2 separate regions of the Mus musculus genome follow, and region 2 is linked to region 1. A link is a loop called in an ENCODE intact Hi-C map of the cell type or tissue named here. Cell type or tissue: left cerebral cortex. All regions are shown on one strand. Each heading gives the region's core, and the rest is flanking DNA. Links, peaks and the distances in the headings are about the cores only.

The links. Peaks named below come from ENCODE experiments on the same cell type or tissue, not always from the same donor. Only the 100,000 strongest peaks of a DNase experiment are listed, where the experiment ranks them.
Region 2: a loop joins it to region 1, with 8 times the contacts of the local background. A loop is called at or near these places in 4 of 42 quality-filtered maps.

Annotation. Positions count from the first base shown.
Region 1 is chr3:79,430,920-79,440,144 of GRCm38, reverse strand. Gm17359 (predicted gene, 17359) reads right to left here. Exons shown (of 4, transcript NM_001370773.1): 4 at 8,797-9,225. The coding sequence ends at 9,113. Among named protein-coding and RNA genes, the nearest start is that of Gm36442, 77 kb to the left of the region's middle. In left cerebral cortex, for the core only: CTCF peaks have their summits at 2,001 (motif pointing right), 3,755 and 6,339; DNase peaks (open chromatin) are centred at 3,749, 4,621 and 6,372; H3K27ac peaks cover 1,587 bases.
Region 2 is chr3:79,304,906-79,314,130 of GRCm38, reverse strand. No RefSeq gene overlaps it. Among named protein-coding and RNA genes, the nearest start is that of 6430573P05Rik, 23 kb to the right of the region's middle. In left cerebral cortex, for the core only: no CTCF peak of the experiment used is centred there; DNase peaks (open chromatin) are centred at 2,050 and 3,759; H3K27ac peaks cover 604 bases.

The DNA of each region.
Region 1 (9,225 bases), core at 746-8,745:
AGCATCAGTTGACAGACAATCTTATTTCATCTCTCTCTTCATTACTAACCCCCATCCCCAGGACACCCTATCTCTATGGTATAAAACACATGACATCTTTTTCTTATCGTAACCGCTTGGCCAGTATTTACCCTAAACAATTAATACTTTGACTAATCACTATCCAAAAGTTGAGTTGTCTCCTAACTTTTTAAAAATACTTATTGATTTATTATATGTAAGTGCACTGTAGCTGTCTTCAGACACCCCAGAAGAGGGCATCAGATCTCATCATGAATGGTTGTGAGCCACCATGTGGTTGCTGGGATTTGAACTCAGGATCTTCTAAAGGGCGGTTAGTGCTCTTAACCGCTGAGCCATCTCTCCAGCCCAACTTTTTTAAGTGTTGGAAAATCCAAATTAGCTTCACACCTCTTTGGTGACTCTTTGAGGCTTTTTATTACGTCTTAACTGCTCATTCGTTAACAAAACTGGGTTGCTTGTCCCATAAAACTTCTGTCATGTATCTTCTGTCTCTCTTCACTGATACTGTTTGACATTTTCTGACATCGTTTTATTTCTACACGTCGTCAGTGGGAGTCGGAGCTGGGTCTGTGTCATGCTGAGTTCTGTGGCAAGGCTACTTCACAAATTCGCTAGGACTGCTGTAACAAAACACTACAAGCTGGTGGCTTAAATAGCAGCGAGGTAGATGTGTCTCTCCATGTGTGTCTTGTGGGCCCGTCTGTACCTGTGTCCCGACAACCTCTTCTCATAATGAGCATACTCATGTTCCTTTATTTTTGTTTTGTGATGCTAAAAACTAAGCCCATAGCTTCATGCATGCCAGGGAAAGGCTTAACAACTGAGCAACATGCTAACCCTAATTTCTTCTTAAAATCTCCTTAAAGGTTGGGTATATGGCTTCCTGGGTAAAATGCTTTCTTTCTGTGCAAGCATGAGGCCCAGAGTTCAGATGCTCAGAACACACATAAAAGCTGCACATGGTGGGATATGTCTGGAACCCCAATGCTAGGAGGGGAGGGTGGAGACACAGATTCCAACCAGAACACTTTAGGTTAAGGGGGAATAACTTTTTAAAATCCCAATATTGGGGTTGGAGAGTTGGCTCAGTGGTTTAGAGCACTGACTGCTCTGCTAGAGGTCCTGAGTTCAATTTCCAGCAACCACATAGTGGCTCACAACCATCTGTAATGGGATTTGATGCCCTCTTCTGGTGTGTGTCTGAAGATAGCTTGTGTACTCATATAAATCAATCAATCAATCAATCTTTAAGAAACTCCCAATATCAGTGGAGTTAGGATTCCTCGGTGACATCATTTGAATGTCTACCTCCAGAGGCAGTCACATGCTGAAGTCCATGCTAGGTCTTTACTGTGTAAGTCTGGAAAGGAGAATGGGAAGGCGTTCAATGATAGAGCCCGTGCTTAGCTTGCAGGAGAGTCTGGGTTCCATCCTCAGAACCATTTAATGATCTCTAGAAAGGGCCTAGCTTCTCCCATCACAAGGCACATAACCTAAGAGGCACATACGATCTACGCATTCTGCTTGCGATGCTCCTGGTGGCCTCTTAGCACCAGTGCATAGATGCAGTAACTGTTTAGGCCTCACATGGGGGTGGTGCCTCCATTTCTGTTACTCCTTTTGTATTCATAAGCTGGAGAACTTGGATTTCCTCTTTTAAAGTCACCTCACTTTCTGTGTGGTTATATGGTGGTGTGCTGTGTGTTGCAAAAGTGGAACTCACATGACTTTATTTCCTCCTATTTTCTGTTTTCAAAGTTAGTTCACTGGAATGCTCCAAAAAGGGCCTCTGTACTGATTTGTTTTGGTGTTGGGGATGGAACCCAAGGCCTCCTGGTTACTAAGCAAATGCTCTGTCTCTGGCCCACAAAATCTCTCTCTCTCTCTCTTTTTTAAAAAGAATTATTTATTTTCTGTCTATGAATACATTGTTGCTACCTTCAGACACACCAGAAGGGGGCATCAGATTCCATTACAGATGGTTGTGAGCCACCACTTGGTTGCTGGGAATTGAACTCAGAACCTCTGGAAGAGGTTAAGCCAGTGTTCTTAACCGCTGAGCCATCTCTCCAGCCCCAAAATCTCTTCAAGTCTGACTCCTCCAGTTCCTTTCGACTTGAGAGGGTGTTTTTTGTTTTGTTTTGCTTTGCTTTGCTTTGCTGTTATGGGGTGAGTGGATATAAAGATGTGAGTGCACATTTTCAGAGGTCAGGGGGCAGCTTTGTGAAATCTGGTCTCTCCTTCCATCTTTACATGAGTGTGTAGGTAAAACTTAGATAATCACATTTACTGTGCAATCACTTTTACCTGCTGAGCCATCTCTCCAGCCCTACAGTGAGTTTTGACAACTCTTTTGCTGTCTGGTCTTGCTGCATGGCCTGTTGAGATGCTTCAGGTTCATCTATTTCATCTCGTTCTCCAAAGCTATAGTTAGCCATTTCTCCAAGATGCCCTGATTGCTTTTGGTGTGAAGGTATTTGGAGAATCTGAACACTTAGCCCGGTGTAGGATGTATGCTTGTTTTCTTTTGGCACTCCGAAGACTGAGGCAAGACTGAGGCCAATTGGGGGGTTACGGAGTAAGTTTAAGAACAGCCCGAGCTACACAATGTGATCTAGTCCCTAAAACAAACTAAAAGAATCTAAGTACTAACGTGTGATGGTTTGTATATGTGTGGCCCAGGGATTGGCACTCTTAGAAGGTGTGGCCCAGTTTGAGTAGGTGTGTCACTGTGGGTGTGGCCTTTAAGACCCTCACCCTAGCTGCTTGGAGGTCAGTCTCCTCATAGCAGCCTTCAGATGAAGATATAGAACTCTCAGCTCCGCCTCCACCATGCCTGCCTGGATGCTGTCATGCTCTCACCTTGATGATAATGGACTGAATCTCTGAACCTGCAAGCCAGCCCCAACTAAATGTTTTATAAGAGTTGCCTTGGTCATGGTGTCTGTTTATAGTAGTAAAACCCTATCTAAAACATAAGGGAATTTTCAGCTACTGAATTGGCCCTTATGTTTAGGTCTTTGCAGTGAAGAGAATATGGGGGAAAATAAATATACAACTACAATCCATGTAGTAGTAATGGTGTGGGGGTGTGCACGTGTGCACGCGCGTGCACATGCACGCATGGGCGTGAACATGATGAGTGATATTGTAATAAACTTCAGAGACTTTCATCTCTTTTACATCTGTAATGCCCCCCCCACCTCCTCCAAGAATTTTCGTACTCATTCAAAGCAGGAATGATTGAATGAGAATCTCACTTTGTTTTTCATTTGCTCCAACCCATAATATATCAGATCCATAATACAGAATCAGAGTAAAAATATTAAAATACTTCCACCAAAATTTGTGCTGTTGTTTTTGGTCCAATAATATAATCCACTAGAGGTTATAAAAGCATCCATAAGTCCAGTCCATATGTCTGATGCCCCTGCGGTGCTTTGAATGCCTTACCTAGAGCACTTGAGGACTTGGGTTCATCCCCAGGGCTGTGGAATAATTCTTGCCTTTGGTTAAACCATAAACTGGAAACAGGCTCAGGTTTAAACAATTTTATATTTAAAATGACTTATTTTGGAATAAGGAATGGTATAACCATGGCCCCATGCCATGACGTCTTCCTGTTTTTGTTCTTGATGTTGTCATGACCATATGTGTCGAGGTGGATCTGAGGAGGAGGTACCGCCCCGGTGGTGTCTTACTGAACAGCTGCAAAGAGCAGCTTAGCTTCTGGGAGAAATGTCTTGAAGGCCTCAGCTCTGCTCCATGAAGAAGACATTTGTTCAGCCACCCACCATGCCATCCATCCTTGAATTTTAATGAGTTAGCCTTTAGGCTGCTAGACAGAAAACAAGCCAGCCGCTCTGCATCAACCCTGCCAGCTTCACACACTGCCTCCGAGACTAGAAATGAACTGTTTTTATTGTCGAATACATGATAATTGGGCTCAAAGAGGAATTTGTCTGAACATGCAAATTACATCTGTAAATAGCAACACTTTGGACTCGAAATCCAGCCACTCTCAAGGCTGATCCTACCTATCCTTCAGTTTGGGTAGCCTTCTCTAGATTCCTGCCCAGAGTTAAACTTTCAACTGTGGGCTTTGCTTCCACTAGGTCTTTCAGTCCTATTGTAACTGATACTGTTAGGTTTTTAGGTATCTGAACCAGCATCAAGTATAGTACCTGTCCCCAAACACTAATTGATTCAGTATTTCTATCATTGCATGCTATCTATCATCAACTATAGTGTCATTTCATCTGTGTCTGCTCCCCTACCCCTAACTAGTCCCCGGCAAGGTGATAAGTTCTTCGAAGGCAAAATTCATCTTATTCACTTGGAATTAAAAAAACCGGAAGTGATGTTGGACAAAATTGAATCTGGTTTATAATGGATGAGCACAAGATGCTGTTGAGGACCCTACATAGGCAAGAGCCGACATTTAAAGACAGGGTGGTTCATGCCATACAAACCCTTACGCTAATACTACAGTCAGCACTTGCATGTGTATTTTCATTCTCTCACTTTGAAAGCTCTTCACTGTTTAGGCCAGCTAGAGATTATCTGTTTTCTGTGAGCAGTAGCTGCGATATTATGTTGACTAATAGATTATACGTGGTAGCTTCCAGTTCAGTTTTTCTCAGATTCTCCGTCAAGACAGGCTATCTTTTCTTAGAACAAGTGGAAAAGCTTGTTCATGTAAACACAGGGTTTCCAGCCTTCAGCCTTGAGCGTCCAGGAGGTCTTTGGGAGAAGACAACAATGAGCCTCTGGCAGGTCACATTCTCTTTAGTAGCTACCTCAGATTTTCCGTGGATCCTCAAGCCCCCTTCTCTCCTCAGATTGTCCGTTCCCTCAGCCGTCCTTCATAGGACAGGACCTTGGTAAGACTTCACTTTCTGTTACACAGTACTCTTTAAGAATTATTAAGGCAGGATGTGTGGAGGTTTGAATGACAATGGCCCCCAACAAGCTCATAGGGAGTGGCATTATTTGAAAGGATAAGGACCTGTGGCCTTGTTGAAGTAGCTGTGGCATTGTTAGAGAAGATTATCTCAGGATGGGGTTGGGGGTGAAGGGGTGCGGGGGTGGGGGCTTTGAGGTTTCCGAAACTCAAACCAGGTTAACTGTCTCTGCTGCTTGCCCATCTAGATAGAACTCTCAGCTCCTTTCCAGCACCATGGCTGCCTGCACACAACCATGCTTCTCACGATAACAATAATGGACCAAACTCTGAACCTGTAAGCCCTCCCCAATAAAATGTTTTCCTCTATAGAAGTTGCCATGGTCATGGTGTGTGTTCACGGCAATAAAACCCTAAGTCAGAGTTTTCTGTGGTATCTATTTTACCACCAAACTTCTAAAAAGAATTACGTGTTCGCAAACACATGCATGCACAAGACTTCAAGGAGAACACCAAGGCCATCAGACCTAGGCGCCAATCCTCACCTCACACAGGTACCAGCCTGCTGGCTCAGTCTGAGAATGCGGGCACTTACTTCAATCCAAGGCCACTTTTGTTCACCTCCGTCCTTGAATCTGCCAATGCAACCCTCCCTCTGAGAATGGCTCCACAGCCTTCATCTCTGACGATGCTCCTCACATCCCAAACAGTTTTGGTCCTTTGGGTGGGTGCCTGTAGTCGCTAATTTCCTGTTCTTCCCTCTCATCCAGAATTTCGTGTGTGTGTGTGTGTGTGTGTGTGTGTATTCCACTTACCTGCCCTTCCCCTGCCCCCCACCCCCTCTGTGCTTCTGTTGCTTCAGATAGTCTTTCCCACAAGCTGTTCTGTTCTTGCTTAGACTGGTGTCAACTTCCGTTCTACTTTCTTCAGTGGATACTGTTCAGTGCATAGTTTATATTAATTTTGATCTACCCAGATTTTTGTTTCTGGTTTTCTTTTAATTATTTCTCCTTTTTGTAAATAAAAGTTTTAATTTCCTACAAACAAACATGCTTTCTCTTTCTCTGATCTCATCACATATTTTCAAATGTAACTCACTATGACAAGCACAGAGATTCACACCACCTGAATGTACGGTGGATGCTTCAGACACACATGACCTCATCATCTCGGCCCTTTCTCCAGTAAAGGACACGTTTCTGGACTCAGTCTGAGTTGATACACTGTCCAGTCATTTAAGCTAGAAGTAAGGTTTTCATTGCCTGACCTTGGCCTTTGTTGTGTACATTTAATAATAAACTTTGGCTAATTCTATTTTGTTATTTTCTCTTGCTTTGATTTGTGTGTGTGTGTGTGTGTGTGTGTGTACACACATGCATACAGACCTACTTGTCTGAAGTGTATGCAGTGCCCATGGAGGCCAGAAGGAGGTGTGAGATTCCCTGGAGCTAGAGTCACAGGCAGTTGGAAGTCAGCAGATGTTGGTGACTATAAGAAAAATCTAACATATCCTTGGGCAGGGCCTGTTTGTTGCTTTATAGATTTGCATGGGCAATGTTGAAGACCTGAGCACCTGGTCCTAGTTAGCTTTACCTGTCAACCCAACCTAGAGCCACCTGAAAAAGGAGTCTCAAATGAGGGATTGCTCAGGTCAGGTTGGCCTGTGGAAGATTGTCTTGACTGCTAATTGATATAGTGAGGTCCAGTCCACTGTGGGCAGCATGTCTTCCTGGACAGGTGGTCCTGGCTGTCTAAGAAAGCTACCTAAGCATGACTATGAATGAGTGAGCCAGCGAGGGCCAATCCTTTTCATTTCTGCTTCTGCTTCTTGCCATGGACTGCTGCCTGACAATCCCCACCCCTACCCCCAACCCCTCCCCCACCCCCTTAATGATAGTCTGCTGCTACCTGGGAGAGTAAGCCAAGAAAATGCTTTCATCCTCTAAGCTGCTTTTGGTCGATGCTTGTGACACACAGCACCACAAATTAGAACACTCCCATACCATACCTTCTCTTTTTAATTTTTCTTTCTCTGAGCTCTTTCCTGTCATAACCTGTTTGGTCCAGACTATTTTAGCTCAGCTATTTATGTGTAGATTGTAGTCTCTACTTTGATTGCCATGAACCATCTTGTAAGGTCCAGCAGAACTGCTTCCTGGGTAGTCCTGCAAATGTTCTAAGTGCAACAGGCCTGGTGTCTGGGATGCTGAAGAATGTAGATGACAGGGAATAGACAGTTCTCTCTCTCTCTTACCACCTAGAACAGATAGACAGGTTTAACTCCCACTGTCTGTGTTACCAGGAATTGGCCAGGACAGGCTCATGTTCTGAAATGATCTGGGTTTCTTCCTCATTTAGGCAATCACTAATAGACTCATGGATTTTCTTCTTAATTGTACCATAGTCTTCCTCCTCAGCTGCCTTTATTTCTAATGAGTAGCTCTTTAACATCAGTTGCATCTAGCCTAAAAGGTCTTTATGATAAGGACAGTCATTCATTCAACATACACAGACATCCGACTTCATTTATTCCCCACAGCATGCCCTGGAACCCCAATTATCGATCATCTATCTCCTGTCCTGTCTCTTCTGACCTGGGAAGATGGAGCTATGGCTATGGCTATGGCTATGGCTATGGCTGTCTCCTGAGTCCTCAGGCCTAGCAGGTGCCTGGTGCACTCTCAGCACTTGGCCATTTCTTTTTAATTCTAAAGTTTCTTTTTAAAATTGTTTTTACATTTATGTGTGTGTAAAATATATATGTGAGAATGCATGACATAGTTCATGTATGGAGATCAAGGACCAATGCAGGAAGATAGTTTTCTCCTTCCACTATGTGTGTCCCAGGGATTAAAGTCAATTCCTGAGGGCTGGTTGCAAACACCTTCTGTCACTGAGCCATCTCTGTGGCTCCTTGGCCAATGTTTGAATGTATAAACCGACACCAACAATCTGTGTGGCTTTGAAACAAGAACATCCTTCCGCAGGAGTTTGGGATGGGCCTCATACCAGATGAGCTTCCAGAGAAAACTTTCCTGAACACTTACCTGGAGAGAGGTAAGGATGGGAAGTGGTGGCACAGAAGAACAAAGGAAGAGGGCTTTAGGTTAGAGACCCAAAGGGTCAAAATAAGGATGGATGATGTCGCCCTCAAAAACTTGGAGAACTTTTAGTAAATTGTCATGACGTGTGTGTGTGTGTGTGTGTGTGTGTGTGTGTGTGTGTGTTCTCACACACACCACACACAAATGAGCAACACTAGACTTAGTTCTGGATCAAGTGCTTCTTAGATATTTACCTTTATACCCGTAGACCTGCACTGCTCTCAGCATAGGCCAGAGCAGCTCCATTTGAACAGTGGACAGCAGTCAGGGGAGAGTGCTGAGAGTAAGAGACCCAGAGCTCAGCCCTGAAAGGGGCATCTCTATGGTAACTCTCCATCCTATCAAGGCTCAGGGAACATCATAGAAGAGGAGGTAGGAATAAAAAAAAAATGTAAGAGCCGGAGGGTGGAGACGAATGTCGGGAGCCATCTTCTGAACGTGCTGTGACTATTGCAACCCTGACCTCTCAGCAGCTGTCGTTACCTACACAGGACTCACCCAAGACCAAGCCCCATATCCCCAAATCCCAGCGTGCATGGAGCAGATGATCTCCAGGCCCCATCACTCACGGGGGAGCTGCTAGCAGTCAAGGAGAACCTCAAGGAGGGTGTTCTCACTGGTAGGGTTCTCACGCTACAGTGGATTGCCCCTCACCCATGCACTTATGAACAACACTGGACTTAGTGAATTATTAGGGAAAATAAAAGATGTAAGTTTTGGGGCGGGGCATTGAAGAGGATATAGGAGGAGGTGGAGGCTGAAAACTCAGTTGATATGATCATATTTTATTGTGTACATATATATGAAATTCTCAAAAATAAAGAACAAAATGTTAAAAAGCATTGTATTAGGGAAAAAAATGGGGCACAAGCTGGTGGAAGCTGGACAGGTTGGAGGCTGGCAGGCACCACGATGACCGAATAAATGAGCAGTGGGGATGGGGGAAGGGCAGAAGGGTGCAGCAGAACATATGCTGTGGGAAGAGGCAGAAATGGTCCTTGATGTCACTGAGGGCCATGCGTGGGTCAGTGGTCCTGATGTGGCCAGGGGGCCGGGTTGATGTCTTTGGCCTTTATCCTACCTAACTCCATGCAGATCTCCTTAGTCTATACTTCAGCCTGAAGCCGGGTTGATATCCCTGAGCTGGGCTGCCATCTGAGGCCACGGTGTTATCCATGGCTCCATCTGCACGGC
Region 2 (9,225 bases), core at 615-8,614, 130 kb after region 1:
GGAGAGGAGAGCTGGAGAGCAACATACTAGTGCATCTACTGTTTGTTTCTTCTCCTCTCTCTCTCTCTCCTGCTCTTCCTTAAGTTTTTATAGCCCTAGCTGGGCTCTAACTGATGGTCCTCCTGTCTCAATCTCTGAAGTGCTGGGGTTACATCACGCTATCACTCTTAAAACATGATTTCATATTTACAGTAATTACTTAAAAATAATTGCATAAACTTTATTAATGTTAAAAATACTTGCAAGTACACAGAAGTGCTACTTACCAAAATAGCCACACCCAAAGCCCATACAATGCCATGAACTTCTATATAGTTAAAAATAGGTATTTTGAATGAAAGCTGTGGAGGTTTTACATTCAATTTTTATACTTTCATTATCAGATATATCTTATGTACTATTCACCACCTAAAACAAAACAAAACAAAAAGACAGAATTAGAACTAGAAAAAAAAGCTTTATATCCCATTTGTAGCCAGTATCCGTTACTTTCATCTCTCTGTAGCAATTACAAGGGTCATGGACAGAGATTTTACTCTGTATGCTAGATGTTCTCCCATCTTACAGATAAGTAAAACATTAAGTGATGTTTGAAAGCTGTGGTTTTAGCATTGCTTGAACATATCCCCCACAGTGTATGTGTGGACATTTGGCTTTTTTTTTTTTTTTTTTTTTTTTTTTTTGAGATGGGACATTACTACCCTGTCCAGAGGCACGGAAACTCTTCTACTCAAGACATCTTCCCAGTAAGTTTTCCAAGTGTCTGGGACAACTGACTTATGCACTGAAATTTAATTCTCATTAAGAGATGTTAAGAAAGCAAAAACTCTGTCCGTGGTGGTTGTGGGGGGGTGGGGTGGCTTTTATGGGCTGTTAGGATGGGATGCAGTTATCATTCCCTAACTGAATGGAAGAGACTCTGGCTCATGCAAAGACCTCTATCTCTTGCCTTGGGATCCATCAGACTAGTCCAGCACCCTACCAGCAGGAAGGCCACTGCCAGATGCAAGCCTCCTGCCCTTCATCCTGCAAGACTGTGAGCTAAAGGAGACTAAACTCTTTTCTCTAACACTTGCCTGGCCTCTGGGAGCTATTACCAAGAGAAACAAAGAAGGATTCAAATATAGGTAAGAGGTAAGACTAATCCAGAATATTCTGCCTTCTGTGGCAACAATCAGCGGCTGCCCACATGTCTTTACTACCTTCACAGTCCACTTTCCTCTCCATTTTTCTAGATAGATTTTGTCTTTACAGTTCTACAGAAGTTGACTTATTCAAAACTTCTAAGATTGTTCTTGCAAAATTAAAAACTTTTCAGTCTTCCAAAACCATGGTTCTATTTTATATAATGTTCAATTCCCAGAAATGTGGCTGGCATATTATATAACTTGAAAAATATTTTGCTAGAAACTAACTATAAATGCAGTGTGTTTGGGGGATTGATGCATAGCTGATTTTGTAAGTGTCACCTGCAGAGGACTGGAATGCCGGGTCACGGGGTCACGCATATTGGAGATGCAGGGATGAAGTCCTGTGCGGGAGGGGCTGGTATAGCAGGAATCTTGCTTTGCAGGATGCAGGAGTAGGAATTTAAGTGTCTCCAGGACGTGAGACCTTGGGCTCTAGTTTTCTACAAATCAATGAGCTCAAATCAATCTCTGGACATAAACTCAGCATTTTCAAAAGGCAATGAGTATGCTGGACATAGTAGCATATGCCAGGCCTGGAAAGGTGGAGGCAGAACGATCAGAAATATGGCTATATAGTAAGTTTCTGGTCATCCTGGGTTAATAGGACCCTATCTCAGCCAAACTAAAACACAAACAAGCAACACAATGGCCTTAGTGAAACTGTAGACTAGTAAATGCAAACACTCTACCACAAGCTACAGTGCCAGCTTCAGGGGTCAGCTCTAAGGTCTTTTTTTGCCTAGTCCAGACTGGCCTGGAACATGCTATGTGGCTTTGTCTAGCCTTAAGCTCAAGCTTATAATCCTCCCTGAGTCTCTCATGTGCTGGAATTACAGTGTGAGTCACCACTCCCAGCCAGAGCAGGCTTCCCAGGAAGGCTCCAGAGCTCTGACAATTCCTTATTAGCTTGCTCCTTTTACAGTAATTCCAGGCCTGGCCCATCTCCTCAGTGTCAGCCAGGGAGAAGGTGTGCTTGTGGTTTGTCAGGTCCAAAATTCTCAGGCACTCCCATTGTCTCCTCTCCACTTTCATTTCATGTCTTGTCTCTTGTTAATATAAAACTTTGTTTTACATCACAGCAAAGCCAGAATATAATATTTTATCATCATATGGGCCTTCCTAAACACTAAGAACTTCATTAGAACTGGGTATGTGTGTCACACACACACACACACACGCACACGCACACGCACACATGCACACGCACACACACACGCACACACGCACACGCACACGCACCACGCACATGCACATATGCCACACCTTTACATAAGCATAAAACCTGACCTTAATGAATCACCAAGAAAGATAAAGGAAAACTTGGTAGACCAAGGCAAAGAAAAGAAATGGTATCAAATCACAACACTAAATAGAGCCTGTCTTTATTTATTCAATTATTGTTCTGGGGTTTATATCTTACTTTCCTAACAAGGTTAAATGTCCTTGGTGATAAAAATCTGACAAACAAACAAACAAACAAACAACCCACATGAACCTTCTATATTAGTAATACCTCTTTCTCTGAGTACATACAAGGTAAATATCTCTAGGAATTTTCCACAGAACTAAAAGGGATCATTTGGGAAACTGTCTCTTTAAAGATTATAATGGTTCACCTCTAAGACCTTTCATTACAATCTCCTTTGGATCCCCCAGATCAGCTCCTCGTAGAATCTTTTATCATGCCTTGTCCCGTTTGCTTTCTCTTGAAATGCTTTTGATTTTAGTATTATATTGCTGAAATGCGCACTGACATGCCTTTGAAGATACGTGATGGCAGAATTCTCTAGGGAATGTGAATTATGCTTTTACCTTATTTCCCATCAGATTAAAAGTAATATACATGGTTAGAATATCAGCATTTCCTCCACACATTAGAGAGTCATAATCAGCGCCAATGTGATACATTGAAGTTTTTTTTTCCCCATCAGTCTTTTCTTAATTCCTTTAGACACAGACAGCTGAGATTAATGCAAAGTGAAGCGTTCCTGACAGACCACTTAAATGATGCATCCACTCTGTTGGACTTAGACATGAGCAAAAATGGCTACCACCTGTCATAGAGGCCCTTGCAAGGCTGTAAGGCCCCAGGAGCAGAGATTGTGTGCTTAGTGTTACAGAGAACTCAGCTATAATGCTCTAAGCATGTTAGCTCTTCATAAGGTTTATGCAGCAGCAGCAAGAAAGTGGTAGACTCTCTCTCTCTCTCTCTCTCTCTCTCTCTCTCTCTCTCTCTCTCTCTCTGTGTGTGTGTGTGCGTGTGTCTGTGTGTGTATGTAAAAACAATTAATCACAGCAGAAGGACTCAGATGGAGAACAGGACAGATGGCTCTTGTTACATTCTACCCCTAACTAGAATTACCATTCCCTGATGGAAATAGAATATGGTACCAAACGTGAGGGAGACAAAAAGACATAGGATAGAAACCCACACTGTTTTATGCCATGGAATTGTTTAAAATCACACTGTAATGGTGAGTACAGTGAGAATACAGTAGAGCAGAAGCAGGAAGGAACAAAATAAAGTCAGCCACCACCATGGAGCTATATAGAGAGTTCTCAGAAGAGATACAGATGGCCGAGAAATATTTTTAAAAGGCGTTCACCATCCTTACGCATCAGGGAAATGCGAACTGAAACCACTTTGAGATTTTATCTTACTCCAATTTAGAATGTCTACGATTGAGAAAGACAACAAATGCTGGAGAGAACGGAAGGAACTGAGGGTTCCCATGCACTGTTGGTGGGAGCAAGAACTCCAGGAATCAGTAAGGTGGTTCCTCTGAAAACTAGAAATACATCTACTGTTTAACCGTATCCCACTCTTGGGCATGTCCCCACAGAGACACATGCTCATCCAGATTCGTGGATGCTCTATTCACAGCTAGGTCATGGAAGCAGCCTAGATGTCCATCAATTGATTAGTAGGTAATGACCATGGTACATGCACACAGTGGGATTTGATTCAGCTGTAAAGAAAAGTAAATGGTGCTGACCCAAGAATGGAACTAGAAAACACACTGAACATGAACGTGATATAGCCCAAACCTGGAAAGACAAATGTTAGATGGTCTCACTCATATGGGGACCTTAGCCTCCAATCTCTAGCTTGGTGTATCTAACTTGAAGTACCTGCAGAACACAGGGAACAGGAAACTGACCATTGCTGAGAAGGGGCAAGGAAGGATAAAATACAGGTAATATGGAGAAGAAAAGGTAAAAGTGTGGAAAAACCTAAATCACTAATATCAACCAGGCAGCAGACGCAGTGAAGAATTTGGTATTTTGCAGATATTTCTCAGCTTCTTTATGTGTAAATGCTCTAAATTTTAAATGGTAAAAACATAAAAGTTATGTGTAGTAAGAGGGAAACATAGTTTTTTGACACTTGTATGATGTACATAACATTTGAACACACTTATTTTTCTCCAGTGCTATCATTTCTCTAAGAAAGAGAAAATCCTTTCTTATAGCTCTTTCGAATGTATAATGAATTACTGCTATTTATAGCTATTTCTTGCTCTTATCTGTTAATACACAGATTGCACTAGATCATGTTTATGTATTATATAAATCATTTGGCATATAAGGAATGTTGCTGTAAAATCTTAATGGACAGTTGAGAGATGGCTCAGCTGGAAAAGTTACCTGTTACCATCACTGACGATGTGAGTTCGATCCCCAGGCCTAACTTCTGAAGACTGTCTTCTGACCTCTACACGTGCACTGAGCAATGTATATGCCCCTGATAAAAAAAGGCATAATAGAAATAAAACTTCAATAAAATACTTTTTAAAAAATCTAAACAGGATGTTTACCATTGAAATGTGTATGTGTGTGCTATACACTCAGAATTTCCAGAACACTGAAAGATAAGGATGATAGTAATTGCATCTAGGAGGCAACTACTGCTTTTTAATAAATGTTTTAGGTGGGAAAGTTTGCTGAGAAAAGCCCCATCTTCTGAAGGGTCTTGGTGGCACGCTCTCGTCCTTCCAGAACCATACCCAGGCTCCCTTGCCAGCAATGATGCTGAGTTCTTAAGGAAGAACAACCTAAAACAGACTGCGTTTGTTATCCTATGATTGATTCCAGGGAACATTTCATCTTTGGATGGTCAAAGCATAGTTTGATAGGCTAAGAATGCAGTAATTGGGATAATTAGCCAATAATTTTGCAGCAAAAAAAAAGTCATTAGTTATTGCCAGGTCCTCTGCATGCAGATGATTTGGAGTTGGGGGAGAGATGGGGGGGAGCTTTAGAAGCTTAATTTATTTAGAAATGCACCCCAGTCTTTTCTGTAGCGTTGGTTGTTGGGAATTATGCTCCAGTTGCATCTTGTAAGCCCTGGAACCTTTCGGCGGCTGGACTGGCCTATGGTTGCTGACGTCACGACTAGAGTTACTCAGAGGGAACCTCTGCTTGAGGACAAGGGGCAGATTCTGCATCTTTTGCAAGAAAAAAAAAAGATTTAAATGACCCACTCTCTCTCTCTCTCACGGAAGAGGGCCATGGCTATGTCTTTTAAACTAAACCAAATAGGGGCTGTTTTTCAGTCAGTGTTCAATTGCTGTGAAGAGGCCTGATGACCACGACAATACTTATAAGAGAAAGCATTTAGTTGGGGCTGGCTTACAGTTTCAGAAGTTTGGGCCATTATCATCATGGCATAGAGCATGGCTGAACACAGGCACACATGGTGTTGGAATGGTAACTGAGAGTTCTATATTTGGACTGTGTAGGCAGCAGGAAGAGATAAAGATAATGGGGTTGCCTTGAGTCAAAACCCACCATCAGGAACACACTTCCTCTAACAAGGTCACACCCACTCCCACAAAGTCACACCTTCCAATCCTTCTGAAGTAGTGCCACTCTGATGAATAAGCATTCGAATATATGAGCAGGCCCATGGGGGTCATTCTTTCTCAAACCACCACAGGGTCCCTTTTCTGAAGTTCTTGGTCTCATAGATAAAATAAATAAAAAGACACAGAAAAATGTCTTGAGGACAATTTATTGGAGTTGACAAGAGAGAAGAATGGGGAAGCCAAGCTAGAGAGCTTGCTAGCTGCTAGGGAGGGCAAAGACAGAGGAGGATGGGAGACGTTTACGCTGTGCTCTGAGTTAGAAGTCAAGAAAAGCATGCAGGCTCAGTAACAGAGGTTGTGAGCAGCTGCAGCAGGAAGCGGGCTTCAGAGAGAAGAGTGGACTGAATATTAGAACATGCAGAAAAAAAAAGAGCATGCAGATTGGGGTTTTCTACTCGCATCTGGAAATTCAAAGAGGAATGAGAAAAAAATTATATTTTCTGAGTTTGAAGCAGATTTAGCCATGAAGGTCTGTAAGTCACTACCGGGGGGGGGGGGAGAGGGAATTGGGAGGATGTATGCTTACCTCATTAAGGGAGCACTTCCTTTGTCCTCAGTTACATCATGTTTCTTTTCGCCTCCTGGTGCTAGTCAAGTCTTTAGATCATAAAGTCAGATTTCCCCCTTAAAGTGGGAGTAGTCTTGCTCTTGTCTAAGTGAGGGAAGCACTGGCCATCTATCTGACCACTGACTGTGGATGGCAACTTCAAAGTGGGCCTACTGGTCATCATGCTGTTTATATTCAAAGATGGAAAGATGGGAACACATCAAAATATCCCCAAGGAGGTCTCCAACATGGAGATGTCATTGATGGGTCATGGATCATGCTATTTGTGCCAGAGGGTGATGACATGGACATTCACATGTCACAGGTAGTACTGGGAAGTAGACAACTACAAATGAGCCCTTTCCCATTTCCTGTCTAGCTTTATGTATCAAGGGTACCAATGAGAAATTCATTGTGAATGAAAAGAAAGCAAAGATTTGCCCTTGGTCTTCCTACATCCTAAAAACTAACCTAGAACATTTTTATTTAAGTATCACCGCCCCTCTTTATTCACACTGGCTACCTCACAAATCCTTTTTGTCTTGTGTATTTCTCTTCCCTTTTCACCATGAAGGGAGGACTCCTTTTTCTCAGTGGCTCAGACGTAACAGATAGAGTCCATTCCTGCCCCAGGTTATAGAAGATTTACAGTGGGAAGTAAGTGTCAGAGTGCAGGGAGTCATTCCAGTATCCTTCCTTGGTGTAGAATGGGGTTTCCACTATTTTCTGGAAGGAACTGCAGGTATCTAGAGCTCTTTGGTTCAATCACGAGAAGTTGGTTGGCTTACAAACCTTACTGGAAACCAATCCACCACACTTAACTTTATTTCCCTAGGAATGTATTCTTCTGGGTTCTGGATGAATCCACTCACAACTTTTTTGAGAGTTAAAAGCTACAGTTGCGGGTGATCATTTCTCCACCTTTCTTTTTGGCTACGGTGTTCCAGTGATGCTCTTTGCCAATCTCGGGGACAGTCACTTCAGTGTCCAAGGTATTCAGAGAAAGGACTCTTCAGGCAAGAATATAAGTGCTCTAAAACTCAGAACTTTACTGGAAAAGATAGGTTTGATTGATAAGCACACATAAGTTGATGGATTGTCTTAGCCTAGTCTTTTTAAGTGTACAAAGGAAGACTCTTATTAATATTTATGGGCCATGTGCCATCTTTTTGAAGGCTTTATGAGAGCCACAATGGTGCTGCCACTGCAGATTGCTGTGATGGAGGGCACTGGCATTTATATTCTGTGCTGTCTTTGTTTGCTTTGCTTGTTTTGAGTCCATACACAATGTCACACCAAGTTTAGGAAAAATAAAATTTCTACCATTATTCTACTTATACTTATTCCCAGGCTACTAAAAATGAAGTAGATAGTAAAGTCAGACTACCACTATTAATCATTGAAAGCTGATTATACTTTTTACTTCAAATAGGAAAAGAAACAGGCGGGGGTGGAGCCTGCCTGTGGGGCCTGGGAGTAAAGGACAAGAGGATCAGGAGTCAATGTCATCCTTGGCTCCATATGACTCAGGGTTAGCCTGGGCTACATGACCTGTCTCAAAAAGCTACAGAGAGAGAGAGAGAGGGCGAGAGAGAGAGAGAGTGAGAGAGAGCGAGAGAGAGCAAGAGAGAGAGAGAGTGAGAGAGAGCGAGAGAGAGAGCAAGAGAGAGAGAGAGAGAGAGAGGAGGGATGAAGGGAGAGAGCAAGAGAGAGAGAGAGAGGAGGGATGAAGGGAGAGAGCAAGAGAGAGAGAGGAGGGATGAAGGGAGAGAGCAAGAGAGAGAGAGAGAGGAGGGAGGGAGCGAGAGAGCGAGAGAGAGCAAGAGAGCGAGAGAGAGCAAGAGAGAGAGAGCAAGAGAGAGAGAGAGAGAGAGAGAGAGTGAGAGAGAGAGAGAGAGAGAGAGGAGGAAGGGAGTGAGAGAGCAAGAGAGAGCAAGAGAGCGAGGAGGGAGGGAGGGAGCAAGAGAGAGAGAGAGAGTCTTTGAGATCTGGAATTTGGAGCTATCCTGGGCAACACAGAGAAGGAGAAGGGGAAATGGAGGAGAGGAGGAGGAAGGAAAGAAGAAATGGAAGACCGTTCTCTTCTCCTCTCATCACTTTCTCCTCCAAGAGGTAATCACAGCTAGGAGTATGCACAAAATGTGCCCTAAAAAAAGCCAAATTCCAATGGAGGATTTAAAACCACGGGTAATAAAAAGACCCACTGTCTGTGGCCAGGGACCTTTCCTGAGCTGTTTTTGACTATAATGTTGAACTTCCCCAAATACCTGGAGTTTAAATATGGTAAATATTTGTGTTGAGGTTTGGTCTGTTGCTATGTAATACGGTGTTAATTCTGTACCTGAAGGTCTAGATGCCTACGAGTGAATTTTCATGTTTACTGACTTTTATTGTGCAAACCTTGTTCCTTAATTTAAAACTATTGGTTAAATAAAAGTGGCTACAGCTCATTACTGGAGGGAATAGAGGTAGGTGAGCTTTGAGTTACCTGGTTGGGGGTTGCAGAGAGGAAAAGGAAGGAAAGAGACAGGAGAGAGGAGGAAGCCTCCATGAGGGGAGATGGATCATGAGTGCATGGTCAGGAGAAACAGCAAGTGTTTGGGGAACACAGCTGGGGAGG